2 separate regions of the Homo sapiens genome follow, and region 2 is linked to region 1. Evidence: chromatin contacts called from ENCODE Hi-C data. All regions are on one chromosome and are shown on one strand. Each heading gives the region's core, a stretch centred on a gene start or an enhancer-like site at or near the end of the contact. The rest is flanking DNA. Distances are from core to core; before and after follow the strand shown. Region 1 overlaps TGFBR3 (transforming growth factor beta receptor 3). Region 2 overlaps EVI5 (ecotropic viral integration site 5).

Region 1 (4,646 bases), core at 870-3,369:
CATGTTGGCATGCACCTGTAGTCCCAGCTACTCGGGAGGCTGAGGCAGGAGGATCGCTTGAGCCCAGAAGGTTGAGGCTACAGTGAGGCATGTTTGCACCACTGCACTCCAGCCTGAGTAAGGGAGTGAGACTCTGTCCTCAAAAAAAAAAAAAAAAAAAAAAAAAAAAGTGCTGCAGCAAGTTTTTACTAGTTTTATGAAATACAGTCCACATACCATAATATTCAGCCTTTTAAACTGTACAATTCAGTGTTTCTGTGTGTATTCACAAGGTGTGGTATATTCACCACTATGTAATTATAGAACATTTTTGTCACCTCCCAAAAGAAATCTCGTATCATTAGTAGTCATTCCCCATTTTCCCCTCCCATCAGCCCCTGGCAATTACTAATCTACTTTCTGTTTCTATAGATTTGCCCATTCTGGACATTTTATATAAATTGGAATCATACAACTTGTGACAATTAGCATCTGGCTTCTTTCACTTAGTATAATGTTTTCAAGACCCATCTATGTTGTGGTATGTATCAGAACTTCAATCCTTTTTATGGCTAATATTCCATTATATGGATATAGCACTGTTTTCATCCACTCATCTGTTGGTAGACATTTGGGTTGTTTCCACTTTTTGGTTACTGTGAATAATGATGCTTTGGACATTTGTGGACAAGTTCTTGGGGACATGTGTTTTGCTCAGTTTTCCACAGAACCATTTTACATTCCCACCAGCAATGTATGCGTGTTCCAATTTCCCTACAGCTTTCACAACCCTTGTTATCGCCTTTTTTATTAAAGCCATCCTAGTGTGAAGTGGCATCTCACTGTGGTTTTCATTAGCATGTCCCTAATGACTCATGATATTGAGCATCTTTTCATGTGTTTTTTGGCCATTTGTGTCTTTTCTCTAGAAACCGTGTATTTAAATTGTAGTATGTCCTTAAAGACAACTTCATACTGTGGCTCTCATTTTAGCAAATTCAGGTTGAAGGTTCAGGCATCATCACCCAGTTAAGTTATCTTACTTTTTTTTTCAGTGTAGAAATGAATGCATAAATAAAAACAGGCTTATGTGATCCTTCTAAGAGATTATTTGCAGTTTCAACATGGCACACTGAGAGGGTAAGATGATTTTTATTTCTGATTGTTCTCTGGGCCACCCATACACCCTGCAAAAGGAAAACTATAAGATTATTACAACTTCATCACGTGTGTGTGTGACTCACACTCAAAGATTCACTACTTGAAACTCAGCCTGAAAGCATCACTCTTCATCCCACTCATATTTCCTAGGTAACCAGAATAACCAGATAAAGGAGCTGCACCTGCAGAGAAAACCAAATCCCACTTTCTCCCTGCCTGACACGTTCCCTTCTTGCCTGTGCTGTGAGGGGGTGAGAAGGACTGAAATGATTTGACAGAAAAAGACAGATGCCTTTATTACTAGTATTAAAGTATGTTTTCAGTCACCCTCAAGGGTGGCTGCGATGTCCTGGGTAACATAAGGCCCTCCTAACTAATTATGAAAGTTTTCCTTTTTTAATTTGGGCAGTCATAACAACACAGACATGTCCATTTAAATAAAAAGGTCACCCTGATAAATGAGTAGATGCTATTACTTGAACTTTTCTCATTGCCCTATTTAAAAAAAAACAGTTAAAAGTTCTGTAACTCTACGTACACAGTAGACAGCTCTGAGACAGAAATGCAAACCATCCAGCAGCATATCAGGAAACAGGCAAGGATACATGCATCGTGGACTGAGAGTCAAGAGACCCATTCGCTTTCCACAGCTCCTTTAGGCTCCCTGGGTAACCTCGGAGAAGACAGTGATGAAAACGGTGAAGCCTGAATTTCCAGAGATCCCGTGGGCCCTCTGAAGTGTTTGATGAACACTTTATATAAAATAATTTAGTTATCTTATCCCCAAACTTTAACTCTTAACTATACAAATGGATAAAGAGAACACACTACTGGATTTCTATTGATCACCAGACCCTCTGTGGCAAAGGCTATCAAGGAGATGAGGAGAAACTAAAATTCATTTCAGGCCACAGAGAGGAAGGGAAAAGCCTGCCCAAGGAGAGTGGCCCAGCTTGTGCAAGGACTTGCATCACTCGTTGTCTGCTGATGTGAGAACGTGAATGAACAACAGATGTTCCATCGTCTCTTCCAGGCCAAGAAGAAATGTGCAGACGGGAAAAAAACCGTTTTCCCTAAAGGAAGCCTGCTGGACAACAAAGCAGAGTTCAGGTGTCCTGGAATTTAAATCCTTGACTTCTCCTGATGCTGCCTCCCACGTGTTGGTAATTTTAGGCTCATTACTTGATCTGCAATCTCCTTACATGGGATTGATCCAAATGGGGCTGACGTTCAATTGTTTACTAAAGCGGCCACCTTCTTTCATTGTTAGTGTCTAAACTGATGACCAAGAAGCAGTTTTTACAGATTTTAAGCAAAATTAAAGCAAATTAATAACTAAGAGTAAGACACTTTCCGTCAAAACCCATGAACTGGCAGACTGAAGAAAGAATCCAGGCAGCGATAAGTACAACTATGACATACGTAGCCCACACTTTCATCTGGACCTATAGCCCAGAGAAACAGAACCCCTTTTGATCTGGGGCCAGCCAAACTAGATATTTCATAAATACAGATGCAAATTCAACACCCGTCCCACATGCTCTTTACTGTGACTAGAAATAAATAAGAGCAGCAACAGCAGGTGATGTCTATAAACATTTTATATGTGATCTCACTTACTCAAGATAACAGCCCTATGATGCAGGGCCTGAGAAAAATCCGGCTTAGAGAAATTAATTTGCCCAAGGTCACTGCTTGGATCTAAACCAGGACATGCACTGCCTTTGCTCATAATGCCTCCATAACCTGCCCACTGTGGTAGCCACTAGCCTCACATAGCTACTAAGCACCTGAAATGTGGCTAAGCAGGACTGAAGAACTGTAATTTAAGTAGCCACGCACAGCTATTTCCTATAGTATTGGACAGTATAGCTCTACAGTATGAGGGCTAAATGTGCATATGACTTTATGATCAGAGCCATTAGTATTACTATCACAAGTAACTTTAATTAGAGGAGACTGACAGTGATTATGAGTACGAAGGCAGACAGTTTAGCATAACAGCTTGTAGAATGGGTCCCATCTAGGTTTGAGTACCAACTCTGCAAGTAACTAGCCATGTGATTTGGCCCACTACTTAACTTCTCTAAATCTTAGTTCTTCATCTATAAGAAAGGATCTACACTATGGTACTGTAGAAGGCTATCGTGAGAATTAAAGTATTAGAGCATTTAGTGACCTGAAATATCCTAAGTGCTAAATAAATGTGCTAGTAATAACAACTAAATAATTACTGATTTTTGATTTTTGGCCTTTTTAATATAGAATAAGAGTTGCAATTCCCAGAAAAGGCTACAATAAAGTTATTGTAATGCCCACCTTGTAAATGTACCTTTTGAGTTTAAATGTTTTCTTTTGAAATTAATTTAAATTTACAGCAAAGTTGCTAGTACAAAGGACTCTACTATACCCTTTTAACTAGATTCATCAGTTTTTAAAACCTTGCCACATTTGCTTTATTCTTCTCTATACAACATGTTTTTTTCCTGAATGATCTGACCTTTTAGCCCTTAATCTTAAAGAGTATTAAGTATGTTTCCTAAGGATATTCTCTTACATAAAAACAACATAATTATCAAATTCAAGGAATATAACATTGATATAATATTTTAATCTATAGGCTCAATTATAATTTATTTATATAAAATACAATCCACTGTCCCCCTAATGTCTTTTATAGCAGCTGCCCCACTCCCTACCCAACAGGATCCAGCTCAGGATCACATGTGTCTTGTCTTTTTGTCTCCTCTAATCTGGAATGGCTCCCCAGCCTTTCTCTGTCTTTCATGACTGATACTTTTGAAGATTATAGGCCAGTTATCTTATAGAATGTCGTTCAATTTGGTTTTGTCAGCGTTTCTTCATGATTAGATTCAGGTTATATGCATTTCTGGCAAAAATACCACAAAAGTGATGCTGTGTTCTCTCTCATTTATAGGCACACAGCGTCCATCTGCCCCACATTGCTGATATGAATTTTAATCACCTGGTTAAGGTATCATGGGATATCCCCAAGGTATATAGTCACTATTTTTTATGTGTAATTAATAAGTAATTTGTATGAAAGATATTTTAAGAATATCTAAATATACTACTTCCTGAACTCCCTCCATCTCTGCTAGATTTAGCATCTGTTGATAATTCTTGCCTGGTCAACTTTTATTATGATGGTTGCAAAATGATCATTTTCTAACTCCTTTGCTCCTTCTAGATTTTCTAGTTGGCATTTTACTATAAAGATGAGCTTTTCCTTTTCTCCCTTTTATTCATTTATGTACTTATTATAATAATTGTATTGACTATGGATTCTTACATTATTCAACAAGAACCTTTGAGTTTTTAGAAGTACTCTTCAAACACAGGGGAAAGAAACTACAGATCTGGATTGAGAGACATTAACTGGGCAAAGTTTATTCATGAGGCAAGAGGAAAACTATTAACTGGGGACTCCACTTGTTTTGGATGCTTGTGGGCAAGAGAGGTTTAAGGCCTCAGGCACCGCAGTT
Region 2 (4,967 bases), core at 125-2,624, 830 kb after region 1:
TGATGGGTAGTTACTATTTTTTCTAAATATTAAAAATAACCTTGGGGTCAGGCGCGGTGGCTCATGCCTGTAATCCCAGCACTCTGGGAGGCTGAGGTGGGTGGATCACTTGAGGTCAGAAGTTTTGAGACCAGCCTGGCCAACATGGTGAAACTCCATCTCTACTAAAAATACAAAAAATTAGCTGGGCATGGTGGCACGTGCCTGTAATCCCAGCTACTTGAGAGGCTGAGGCAGGAGAATCGCTTGAACCTGGGAGGCGGAGGTTGCGGTAAGCCGAGATCACGCTACTGTGCTCCAGCCTGGGCGACAGAGTGAGGCTCTGTCTCAAAAAAAAAAAAAAAAAAAAAAAAAAATTAGATTTTTCATCCACCTTCATCAGTTACATAAAGAATACAAAGAAATCTAAAATAGAAGGAAAAAATCAGAATAGGAATAAAATTTTTAAAAAGATGGCTTATTTAAATTTGCAATTATTTTCTAGTATTGTACTGGCCAATGGTATTAGAAGTATAAGCTACTGGAAGTACCAATGCCTTCTCTCTCTCTCTCTTTTTTTTTTTTTTTACATTCTTTCCAGATATCTAATATAACAAACTGAAACTTATAATTAGTTATTAAATTTTCACATATTAACTTTAGGATAGGAAACCACTACTTAATATATTTTAACATTTTACTCCTGGCTATTAACATTTACAACATGGGTTACAAATAGGTATCATACCTCTAAAGGAAGTAACAGAAACAATTAGTAATCTCTCTCTGTTCTTTTTCATAGAGATTTCAAAATAAATCTAAGGTTATGCATAGGATGTGGGTTTTTCTCCGGGAGTAGTATTACAGAAGGTTTGTGGTATTAGAAGGGTCATGACACAATGCAAGTTGCTTAGTCTCAAACACAAGCGTAAAGCTTTCATTTTAAGAATATTTTATATTATACCCACAGATGAAAAATCTAACAAAAAGAGACACGGTGGTACATAAAGATATATTCAAGTGCTCTCTCTTTCGTAAAAAATCAAACCTTTTTAGAGACAATTTAAAAAGCAATCTCTTGATTGTTTAAAAGGTTAAATAATGCTTTTTTTTTTCCAGGCTTTATTATGAAACTATGTTCAACGGTCACAGAGGCAACCACATTAACTTGCAGCATGGATACAAATTTTAAGTTCTACATTGATATTTTCAACGCACATATGAAGCAAAATGTCTTAAGCAAATTATTACTGCATATGAAATTACTATAGTAGAAGAAAACCCAATAATTTGAGTAAATCTGTAACACTTGGTAAGTAATCACTCTGATTAATCAACATCACCTTACTGAAATATCAATAGCAACCACTAGGCTTTAGTAGGTTATTACTGATTTGTACTTTGCCAAAAGAAAAATTAATCAGAATGGTAAATGTGGTAAGCGGTAGCCTCTCCATGACTTCAAGGTGACTCATTTGAAACTTCTAAAAACAAATCATACTCATATCATGTACTACTGATAAGTTTTTGAAACAGTTTCCTGTAATTTAAAGTCATGGACAAAGGTTTGAATATTCTTCTTAGTAATTAGAAAAAGTAAAAGTACACATAAATGTCTTTTAAAAACCAATAATGAAATCTGAAAAATATATAAGGGATAAAAGAAATCAAATATTTGGCTAGTATTTTTCAGTATTAAGACTGATTTAATTCCATTTCAGAAGAGAAATATACATATACACAGGACTAGCTAAAGGCACAGTTTAAAAATACCAGCCCAAGGCCGGGTGTGGTGGCTCACACCCATAATCTCAGCACTTTGGGAGGCCGAGGTGAGCAGATCACCTGAGGTCAGGTGTTCGAGACCAGTTTGGCCAACGTGGTGAAACCCCATCTCTATTGAAAATTTAAAAATTAGCCAGGTGTGGTAGCAGTCACCTGTAATCCCAGCTACTCAGGAGGCTGAGGCAGGAGAATTGCTTGAACCAGAAGGCTGAGGTTGCAGTGAGCCGAGATTGCACCATTGCACTCTAGCCTAAGAGACAGAGTGAGACTCCATCTCAAAAAAAAAAAAAAATCAGCCCAGTGCTTTGCAGGGCTGAGTCAGGATTATTTGAGGCCAGAAGCTCAAGATCAGCCTGAGCAACATAGCAAGACCCCATCTGTACAAAAAATTTAAAAATTAGCAGGGCATGGTGGGGTGTGCCTGTATTGCTAGCTACTAGGGAGGCTTAGGTAGAACTGCTTGATCCCAGGAGTTCAAAGCTGTAGTACGCTGTGATTGCACCACTGAACTCTGTCCTGGGCAACAGAGCAAGACACTCTCCCTCTCTTAAAACAAGTCAGCATTCACACAAGGTCTAAAAGGTAGAAAATATTCCTCATAAATCATAATTTAATTGGAAACAAATCAATTTTGTGACCAATACTTAAAATTTGATATAATTCCAATGGCTCCTAAAAACTATGGACTCACAAACTAGTTTTAAAAAAAATTAGATACTTTTTAGAAAAGTTTTAAATTTACAGAAAAATTGAGAAGATAGAGAGTTCCCACATACCCTCCCACAGTTTCCCCTATTATTAATATATTAGTGTGGTACCTTTGTTACAATTAATGAACCAATATTGATACATTACTACTAAAGTCCTTAGTTTATTCAGATTTCCTTTGCCTTTGTTTTTTAACCTGTTTTTTTTTTTTCCTGTTTCTAGAATTCTATCCAAGACACATTACATTTAGTTGTAATGTCTCCTTAGGTTCCTTTTGGCTGTGACAGCTTCTTAGACTTTGCTTGTTTTTGATGATCTTGTCAGCCTTGAGTCATTACTATTCAGGTATTTTGTAAGATCTCCACAAGGGGAATCTGTCTGATAGTTTTCTCATGGTAAGACTAGGGTTATGGGTTATCAAGAGGAATACCAGAGAGGTAAAGTGCCATTTTCATCATGTCACATGATATCAAGGGTATGTACTATCAGTGTAATTTATGACTGTTGATGGTAATCTTAATCACCTGGCTTAGGTAATCTTTGTCAGGTTTCTCCACTGTAAAGTTACTCTTTTTGTCCCCCATACTTTTCCTTTGGAGGGAAGTTGCTAAGTGCAGCCCATGCTTATGGAGTGGAGATTTATACTTCCCCTCCTTGAGGGTGGAGTATCTACAAAAATTATTTAGAATTCTTCTGCATATTTGTCTCTTAACTCACATTTATTAATTTAATCATCATTTAAATCAATATAGGCTCATGGATATTTATTTTATACTTTGGGTTATAATCTACTTTGGGTTATTATACTTTGGCTTGTGTATTTCAAGTATGTAATACTTCAAAATTTTTTTTTTCTCAAATTGTTCTACCTTTGGTCATTGGGAACTCTTTCAGTTGGCTCCTCTGTCCCTTCAACACACTCCAATTAATGTAGGTTTTTTTTTTTTTTTGGCTGTGTGTGTGTGTGTGTGTGTGTGTGTGTGTGTGTGCATTTTGAGTACTTCCTTACTTATTGGCATTATAAGGTGCTCCAGGCTTATCTTCTATATTTCCTGTCCCCGTCCTAGAATCAGCCATTTCTTTTTTTTTTTAATTTTATTATTATTATACTTTAAGTTTTAGGGTACATGTGCACAATGTGCAGGTTAGCTACATATGTATACATGTGCCATGCTGGTGTGCTGCACAGAATCAGCCATTTCTGTGAGAAGCCCTGGTCCCCTTCACTGGAGAATGGTATTAAAAACCAAAATCTGGGCACTAAGTGTACATAAACTAATTTTTAATAACACCAAGTGAGCATATATATTATGGTACTTAAGAGTCCAAACTCCCCTAATTCTTAACTGAGATCTTACTATGAGCTCATCTTGGGGGATCCAAATGATGTTCTTCAATTCTAGATATAGCAATATCCTAAAAACCTCTAGATACTTCATCCCTTTAAATTTAACTGTGTACTGAAGTTGGACACGAAAGAATCTCTGAACACTTCAGAAAAAAGTTTTTAAACAGAATCTCGCAATCCCTAATGACTAGATAGCAAGCTAGGTAAAGCAGTCTATGTACGTATTTTCCTGACAATTAATATTAAGACAAGATACAATTACAGAAGATATTTTTTCAAATTAAAAATGCTTAAAATTGAGAAATGCCTTAAAGAAAAATGAAAAATATTTTAATATTTAGGTAAATTGCTCAAAACGAAAGCCATAAACGATTGTGCTTCAGGGGCAAAAAAAAAAAAAAAAAACTATTAACAAGTTAGCTCAGGAAACTGGAAAGTACAAACTAATCACAAAGCTTTATGATAAATTCCATCATTTAGTAATGTCATGGTAATTTCACATAATTAAAAAATATAATATTTTTAAGTTAATGGTAAAGGTTTTATCACTTCCTCTCCATCTCTGTCAAAACTACATACTGATCTGAGCACAGTGATTTAAACCTAGCACCCTCATTCTATGTCAGAACAGAATTTTGAGTGGGCGTTTTTAAGCCAAGAGTGGTTGGGGTATTGCCCATCTGAGGCATCCCTAGAGGTTATCTGTTGGGCAAACTAATCAAAATGGGTAAATGTTACTGGGTACCAGGAAAAAAACCAAAAGTTGGATTTGAGTAGACCTACACTCTTTTAAATGAAAAACTTTCCATTACTTGTAACAAAGTGGCGTTAATTTTATAGATGTGCTTAGCCCACAGAAGCTTTTAACATAGTTACAAAAATCAATATGCTTATCTTTATAATAACCAAAATACAAACTCAATCCCAGGTTAAATACTAGAAGGCTTGGGTTTAATTCTCACCTATTTTCCTTAACTAACTGAGGAAAAAATTGACTTTTCTATGTTTTGTTCTACTCCATGGAATTTAGAGATAGCTCCATTTAGTATTAATGTAAAAATAAAGTCTTCAAATAATAAATAGCATTTAGATGGTGGAAAACTCCAGTAATAAGAGGAAACTTAATTTTTTAACCTCATTTCCCTCC

The links. Hi-C counts contacts between places; a loop is a spot of excess contacts on that map. Pooled maps may share reads with other maps.
Region 2: a pooled map shows a loop between it and region 1 (7-fold over the local background). The contact joins two enhancer-like sites. A Hi-C loop is called at or near these places in 2 of 37 single-sample maps with no recorded cell type and 7 of 50 pooled maps.

Annotation. Positions count from the first base shown.
Region 1 is chr1:91,753,250-91,757,895 of GRCh38, forward strand. The region is part of intron 4 of TGFBR3 (transforming growth factor beta receptor 3); the gene reads right to left. Among named protein-coding and RNA genes, the nearest start is that of TGFBR3, 130 kb to the right of the region's middle. RefSeq lists an enhancer at 1-187. Within about 2 kb of position 2,120, at least 11 of the 41 ENCODE cell types and tissues checked have a DNase peak (open chromatin) inside an H3K27ac peak, as active enhancers do.
Region 2 is chr1:92,583,182-92,588,148 of GRCh38, forward strand. All of the region lies in intron 18 of EVI5 (ecotropic viral integration site 5), which reads right to left. It also overlaps the pseudogene LOC107985727. Among named protein-coding and RNA genes, the nearest start is that of GFI1, 99 kb to the left of the region's middle. RefSeq lists a silencer at 1,288-1,437. Within about 2 kb of position 1,375, at least 8 of the 41 ENCODE cell types and tissues checked have a DNase peak (open chromatin) inside an H3K27ac peak, as active enhancers do.